Linked DNA regions of Homo sapiens: region 1 is linked to region 2. The links are chromatin loops, found by intact Hi-C in ENCODE. Cell type or tissue: HepG2. All regions are shown on one strand.

What was found. A loop is a pair of places that touch in the nucleus more often than their neighbours do. Peaks named below come from ENCODE experiments on the same cell type or tissue, not always from the same donor. Only the 100,000 strongest peaks of a DNase experiment are listed, where the experiment ranks them.
Region 1: it touches region 2 in a loop (2.2-fold over the local background); 1 of 110 quality-filtered maps calls a loop at or near these places.

What each region holds. Positions count from the first base shown.
Region 1 is chr18:6,368,997-6,372,996 of GRCh38, reverse strand. All of the region lies in intron 1 of L3MBTL4 (L3MBTL histone methyl-lysine binding protein 4), which reads left to right. Among named protein-coding and RNA genes, the nearest start is that of MIR4317, 3.4 kb to the left of the region's middle. In HepG2, no CTCF peak of the experiment used is centred here; DNase peaks (open chromatin) are centred at 1,886 and 2,366; H3K4me3 peaks cover 1,011 bases.
Region 2 is chr18:6,480,491-6,484,490 of GRCh38, reverse strand. No RefSeq gene overlaps it. Among named protein-coding and RNA genes, the nearest start is that of LINC01387, 29 kb to the left of the region's middle. RefSeq lists an enhancer at 1,785-1,844. In HepG2, a CTCF peak has its summit at 1,747 (motif pointing right); a DNase peak (open chromatin) is centred at 1,760; H3K27me3 peaks cover 254 bases.

The DNA.
Region 1 (4,000 bases), 110 kb after region 2:
TAGTGTATATTTAAATGTGCTTTGCAACAATAAAGCACTTAACAACCATTGATTGTCATCTTGCTTCAAGAGGATACTGAATTTAAACTTTCTTCCCATTATTTGCAAAATATAATTATGGTGGGTTAAGTTCCTGCAGGAAAACATGTTTTAAGTGAAAGAATTGGAGTCAGACTGTTGTTCCTTTTTTTGTTTTTAAAGAAAAATGATCACAAAGAAAACACTGAAGCAATTTACATATTTTCAGCAATTACATATCTGTCCATTGGGTTATAAGTAGGGTGATCATATAATTTAATGTACAGGTGAGGACACTTTGGAGAGTGAAAGGGGGCACTTACTGGATTGGAAACAGTAGGTCAGCAGGTGTGAACTGGGATTGCTTTGTGCAAGACCAGGAGCTTTCACCACTCATAGTTTAAGAGGCCTTGCGGAAGAATGGATATTGAAAAGAGGAAAATGAAATAAAGAGTTGCAAATTTCTATTTAATATTGAAGAGAATTATAGTTGGTTCTGGGATTTGATCTTACCTTGCTTTCAAACTAATAAGACACTGTTACAAATAAGCCTGTGTTATTTGTCATGGGTGCTGGCAGAGGACACAAGACTCCTGGGTCAGAGGCAAAGGGGTGTCTAATTCTTGATACAGCAAGCACACCAGCATCGGCATATTTATGTCAGTTTCCCTTGCCCCACACATCCCCATAGGGCAGCTTGCTATGGACCAGGTGGATGCTGGGCATGCAGTGTATTTGCATCATAGCAGAGTTGCACATCTAGGCAGGGGCAGCCACCACTTTTTTAGCAAGCAGTAAATAAGCCTAGTCTTTCCCAGGGGCTGAGAGAGGGAGGTGGAGAAAGGAGGAAAGAAGTTAACTCATCTTTCAAAGTTACCAGCTGCATAAACAACCTTAGGAAATGGCCTGGGTGGAGGGGTGGTCAGGGCCTGCAGTCTTGGCACCCCTGACAAGATGTGTAGGGGCCCAAGGGCCCAGGAGCACTGTCTCTCCCAACAGTTCTGAGTTGTGACATGTATCTTCTTTATGGCTTCAGGCCTGTGTTCATTGCGTCAAGGTAGACATTGAAGAGAGGCTATTGTGGAGAGCCTCATGGAATTCATGTATGTCTTTATGGTGATATTGATAAGCTTCTTGAGAAACTGAGCCTGGAATTAAAATAATGATTTCTTACAGTGTTCTGAAACCAAGAACAAGATCAAATTATTAGGTTTTCTGCTTTATTATAGGTTGGCATCTATTTTCTTAACCACAGTTCAGTGACATATGCATTTGTAGCTAAATTAGGAAAGTTCTCTAAGCATTATTTGTTATTACCAAGCACCAGTGCCCTGCCTTAACAATTCAGTAACATTTGGGGCGGGAATTGTAAGGCCATTTTTTGGAAGATATGCTCTGTGGTAGTAAGGGTTTTGGTGAAATTTTGGAGGATGATTTGCCAGGCAGAGTTGGCTTTCCTCAGGATCGTGCAGTGCTTTATGCTTGAATTTCCTGGGTGTGTTGCTCTTTCCCAACATGAGGCTGGGCTGCCCTGGGCACTTAGCTTCCTCTGAGAGGCTCTCCCCGCAGGGTCTCGCTTACAGAGTAACCAGCCCTGGTGCTGTCTTCCACCCTCATCAAAACTTGCTTTTCACAGGCATTTCCAGAACTCCGCTCTGTGTGTTCTGCCAAGTTCTCTGATGGTTTGTATTCTGGTTCATCAGCTCACAGTACAGGTGTAAGCCAGGGGGTGGCAAGCCATAGCCTAGTGGCCACATCTGGCCCGCCGCCAGTTTTGTCAGTATTTTTACTGGCACGCAGCCATGCCCATTTGTTTTCATATTGTGTGGCTCCCCTCATGCTCTCATGGCAGAGTTTAAGTAATTACCGCAGGGACTATGACCCTCAAAGCCTTAATATTTACAGTCTGGACTTTAAAAAAACAAAACAAAACTGTGCTGACCCTGGGTCTAAGTTAATAAATCAACTGGACAGAACCCTCCTTGGCGCGACTAAGACTTGCTCCTGTGCATTCCCCACAATGCTCTGTGCACAGAAAGTGCTGGATCTGCATTTGATAAGTGAGGAAAGATAAGCGCTGGTTGGTGAAATGTGCATGAAAAGCGCTGGCCTCCAGTCATGGAAACCCAAACGTCTTTTCTTACAAATTTTTAATTTTTTTAAATTTTTCTGAGTCGGCTTGCTTGGTGGGGGCAGTGCTTCAGCCCTGTCCCTGTCAACTGGGGACAGTGTGGCCTGTGGGTTTATCAGAGCAGCTGCGTCTACCTCCCGGCTCAGTCTCCCAACAGGGAGGACTCTTCACCACCGCCAAACCTTTGAATCATACACACATTTAACTTAGGTGACTTCATCTCTTTTGGCCACCAGTAGTGGGTGTGATTCTGCCACTGCCCTGGGTGGGAGGGGGGACCTGCTGTACCCTCATGTGTGCTGGGTTCTGTAGGCCCCCAAGGGACTGTGCTGTGCTGAACGGGAGGCGTGGTTTCCCACAGCTGCTCATAGACGGGCGGCTGGTGATTCCATCTGGGTTCCCATTGAAGAACCTGCAGTGTCTCCCCTGCTGGAACAAAAGCTGACTTCATTGCTCCTTTAGAGGCATTTATCATTTTCCAAGTCTGATTTGATTGTATGTAATTTTTCCCTTTGCATGAGGACATTATAGCCAATCTGCTATGTTTATGATTTATGCATCAGGATTTATGCCTGCTCTCTGCTAGGCACTGTCCTGGGTGCACAAGCAAGAGAGGAAGACCGACCGGATAAAAATCTCACCTATGCCTTCCCTTCACCCTTGTGTCCAATAGTAAGCCAGGTCAGTGCTTTCTTTTTTTTTTTTTTTTTTTTTGAGACCGAGTCTCACTCTGTCACACAGGCTGGAGTGCAGTGGCATGATCTCTGCTCACTGCAACCTCTGCCTCCCAGGTTCAAGCAATTCTCGTGCCTCAGCCTCCCAAGTAGCTGAGACTACAGGCACGTGCCACCATGGCCAGCTAATTTTTGTATTTTCAGTAGAGACAGGGATTCACCATGTTGGCCAGGCTGGTCTCAAACTCTTGACCTCAAGTGATCCACCTGCCTCGGCCTCCCAAAGTGCTAGGATTATAGGCGTGAGCCACTGTGCCCCACTGGTGCTTTCTTTATAAGGCATTTTACTACCATTTCTCCTCTTTAACCAGAAACTGCTGGTTACTTTGCACCTGGGCTATTCTAGCAAATCTTCCAGCTGGGTTCTGGGACTCCCTGACTCTTGAGTTCTTGTCCTGTGAATGTCATCCCAGGTCTGTTGCATATCCCCCTTTCCAACCAAATCCAGCTGTAATCCTGCTTGGCTTTCACAGCCCTCCATGAAGCCTTCCTGGGCAACATGATTTCCTCTTATTCCTCATGAGAAATTGCCTTCCGTGTATCTGAGCTCTTTTCTGTTTCTAAGCCATGGCCTGTGTTATTTCCCTTGTATAGAGTGATCCCTTCTAAATATTCTCCTTCCTCTGTATAAGGCTTCTCAGCCTTAGCACCATTGACAGTTTTGGACCAGAGAGTTCTTTGTGGTGAGGGGCTGTCCTGTGCATTGTGGGATGTTTAACAGCATTGCTGGCCTCCGCACACCACATGCCCCCAGCATCCCTCCCTGCCCGTCCCCTGGAGGACACATTCCCTTGCTTTCAACCTACTTTCTTATATCTTCTGTTAGTTTCTTATTTACAGCATATTGATGAATTATGATTTTTATACAGATGGCTGATTTCTGTCTTTTAATTTGTGTAATTTTGAGAACCACTGCTCTCAAACCGTATGTGGGGGACACACTGCCCCAAGCTGTAGCCCCGCTTCTCCAGGAAGCATCTGTTGACTGCAGCCCTCGCTCACCTTCTCTTCCTTGGACTAATGTAGTGCTTGTGCATAACAGGCATTGACTTTTTTTTTTTTTTTAATTTTTGAGACCGAGTCTGTCTGTGTCACCCAGGCTGGAGTGCAGTGGCGA
Region 2 (4,000 bases):
TAAATGATAACTTTCGGTTTCCCAGGAACCTTTTATGCATAGTCTTAGTCTCAAGAATAGATTTCTAAATATACTATTATTTACAACAAAATTGCTAAAGTCAGAGTCTAGTAGTGCACTGATAATAAAAAGTGAGTGTGAGGGGAGATACTCTTTTATAGACTATAAAGGCTGAAAAGTCACCCACCTTTATTTATTCCCAGGCTTAGCCAAGCTTCCACATTTTTCCACCTACCCAATCAATCAATAATGCTACAATAATTTAGGAGGTCGTTATAAATCATCTGTAACATGTCCAAACTTTTTATTCCTGAGTAAATACTTGAACTGGGCTCCTGTTGCATGCCATTTCACAATGCTCAAGTTCTGCCTCTCTGAGGACGCTGACAGCTTCTCGCAGGTGCAATCTCACACCTGTGCACGCCTCTTCTTTCTTGCCTTTGGGTGTGATGGCGGCTGCCATGCAGGAGGCACCTTGGAGCACATTCTGGTATTTGCACCTGCATGATCATAACGTGGGGTCCAGCCTCCAATTCCCTGGAGAAGACAGTTCTGAGACATATTTCAAATGGCTCTTCAGAAGATCCAGGCTGGACAGAGCATTGACTGCCTGCCACGGTACCCCATTGGACAACACCTTCTTAATGCAACTTTCCCTCCTTCCCTGTTCTATGCCTCTGTCCCACAATCCTGTCCCTTCAAATAAACAGTCCATTTGTAAGCCTTCATCTCAGGCTCTGCTTCGTGGAGCAACCCAACTGCACACCACTATTTGGCTTATGTCTTTCTGACCAAACAAATATATCATTTTCCCTTCAAAGTCAAAACAGATACAATCAGAATAGAAAACCACTAAGCTAACAAACAGCCTCAGCAAAGTGCTAAGAGTGACTTCAAGAATCAAAAAAGAGGCTGGGCGCGGTGGTTCACGCCTGTAATCCCAGCACTGCGGGAGGCGGACGTGGGCAGATCACGTGGTCAGGAGATCGAGACCATCCTGGCCAACATGATGAAACCCTGTCTCCTCCAAAAATACAAAAATTAGCTGGGCATGGTGGCGGGCGCCTGTAATCCCAGCTACTCGGGAGGCTGAGGCAGGAGAATTGCTTGAACCCGGGAGTCGGAGGTTGCAGTGAGCTGAGATCACTCCACTGCACTCCAACCTGGTGTCAGAGCGAGACCCCGTCTCAAAAAAAAAAAAAAAAAAAAGAAGAAGAAGAAGAAGAAGAAAAAAATCAGAAAAGACGGACCATAGGGGAAGTCCTGGTCCTTTCTTCACCTGGTGAATATGATTGTGCATTTGCCAATCCCAGGCTGTCTGCCAGGGCAGGTACGTGGGGAATGTGAGCTGCTGCAGCCCTGCCACGCTCTCCCAGGCATCTCCACACAGCCAGTAAGTCTAGGACGGGTTGGAGTCTCACCTACAGGGCATGTGATTCTGTATATTGTTACCTTTATTGGATCATACACTCACAACAAAATAATAATTCTCTTCTTACAGTACTTAGAGCAATCATAATGTTTCCTCTGTGTGAGGTCCTGCCTGGCTGAGTCACCTACGCCAGACGGTGGCGAGTAACCCTTCAGACGTCATGTTTCTCCCAGCTTTCTTCACCAGCAAGAGTTATTTTGGCCAACCAGCCATCATTGGTCCCTGCCAGGAGGTCTGTAAGGCGGTCCTTGGGTGGGGCTGGGCCGACCCCGCAGGACCTCCCTGCAGGCCCTTCCCTCGTGAGCCAGCAGATGGTGCTGAGGCAGCACGGGACCCAGGACTGGGGCGGCCACGCACTTCCCAGGGAGCGAGGGTGAAATGCGATTCCTCCTTAGACGCTAAGCAGGGAGTGAATTGTGTAATCCTTAGTATTTCACACTTAAAATCTCCAGGGAATTTGTCTTGAACTAATTTCCAGCATTATTCATCCCAAAAGTTCAAAACCATTTCAAGGTTCTTGGATAACCTATGAAGCCAGAGGCCTTGTCTTGTTTACCCTTGTATGCCTGAGACCTAGCATGAGGCCTGGCACTTAGTAGGAGCTCTAGAAATGCTTCTGAAATGAACAAAGCATCTGCATAGATTCAGAAGGGCAAAAGTGGCTTGTTCAAAGCCACAGCCACAACCTTTAACCTGCCCTGGGCTTAAACCCAGTACTTCCGAAGTCCTGTCTGCTACTGTACCCTATCTGCCTGCAGTTTTCAGAAGAGCTGAATTATTGTCTTTATTATAGTTTATGAACATTTTTAAAGTTTTTCCTACATATGAATTTAACATATAAACCAGTGAGAAATTTGGATTCCATGTACAGAGAAATTCACTTTACAGGGATGTCTGTTTATTAATACATATGTGCCATATTTAATTGAAAGGGACAACTTCACATTAAGGTTCAAAAACTTCAATGTCTTTCTATTTAAAACTTCAGTATGGTATCATTATGCACAGGAGGAGAATTGCCTGATGGTAAAACTTCACTTCTCCAACAGCAGTGAAGATACAATAAGCCAATTCAATTTTTGTAGACCTCAGTGTATTTTTAGAAAATGTTAACCATTTTGAATCGGTAGCTTTCTTAAATGTGGCATGTATTTCTCATCAAGAAAAACGTGGAATAGAATTAAACTGATTCGTTATGGCTGAGCATCCTTTCTGTGTAGTGACAACCTTTGGGGCTACAGAGGCCATGTTTGACACCCTGTTTGCTCTACCCTATTGTCTCAATCCTGTTTTGATAAATAAACAACTCTGGGCTGCCTTATTGTTTCTGTTGCTTGTTTCTGCTTGCGTAGGTTTCTTTTTCTTCTCTTCAGCATCATGCTGTCTGCTCTTCTCCCCACTGTCTCTTTTTCATGTCCCTATGTCCAGTGCCCTTCACTGACAGTCAACCAAAGCCACACACAGCAAACCACTCCTAATCCACTGTGGTTTGTTTATAAGATGCAAATATTGGTAAAACTAGAAGAAGAGTAACATCTAAAACTGAGTGTCTTGCATTAAAACACAGTGCGAGAAATGTTGATAAGATTGTTAGCATGCCATACGTGATCTTTGAGACTTGGACTCGGATTACCTATTTTTGGAGCTCACAGGCTTTTTATTATATTTCCCTTTTTTTAATAGGAGGGTAGGATGGGGAGGGGGAAGGGTTAGGGGTCAAGAAGGGAGAAGGAGGCTAACTGTGTTTTATGTAGTGAGAATGCTGATGAACAACTTCCAGCTCTGTGAAGTTTTCATTTTTCTTGTTTATTGTGATTAATGTGCTTTACTTGTCCATTTAGCTGGTTTTTAAAAGTTTCATGTAAATATTTTTATTTTCATTTTATTATTTTTTAAAATAAATTTTATTGTGTATATTGGAGGTTTACAATTGGATATGGGATACATATAAATAGTAAATTGGTTACTAGAGAGAAACAAATTAACATAACTATCATCTCACATAGTTACAATATTTGTGTGCCAAGAGCAGCTAAAATCTACTTATTTAACAAAACTCTCTAATACAACGTACTTTTATTACCTATAGTCCTCATGTTACACATTAGATCTCTACCCTTGTCCATCCCACGTATCTGCTATTTTGTATCCTTTGACCTACATCTCCCAATTTCCTCCCACTGGTTACCACTGTTTTGTTCTCTATCTCTGCATATATGACCTTTCTGTTTTCTTAGATTCCACATATAAGTGAGATCATGCAATATTTTTCTTTCTCTGTCTGGCTTATTTCACTTCACATAATATCCTCCAGGTTCAACCATGTTGTGGCAAATGGCAGGATCTCCTTCTTTCTAAGGCTGAATTATTCTGTTGTGCGTGTGTTGGAATATTACAGTTTCTTTATCCATTCATCCGTTGACAGTTAGGTTGTTTTCATACCTTGACTGTTGTGAATAATGCTGTAGTGAACATAAGAGTGCAGGTATCTCTACTAGCGGGTGATTTAATCTCCTTTTAGTATAGGATTACTAGGTCATATGGTATGGTAGTTCTATTTTTAATTTC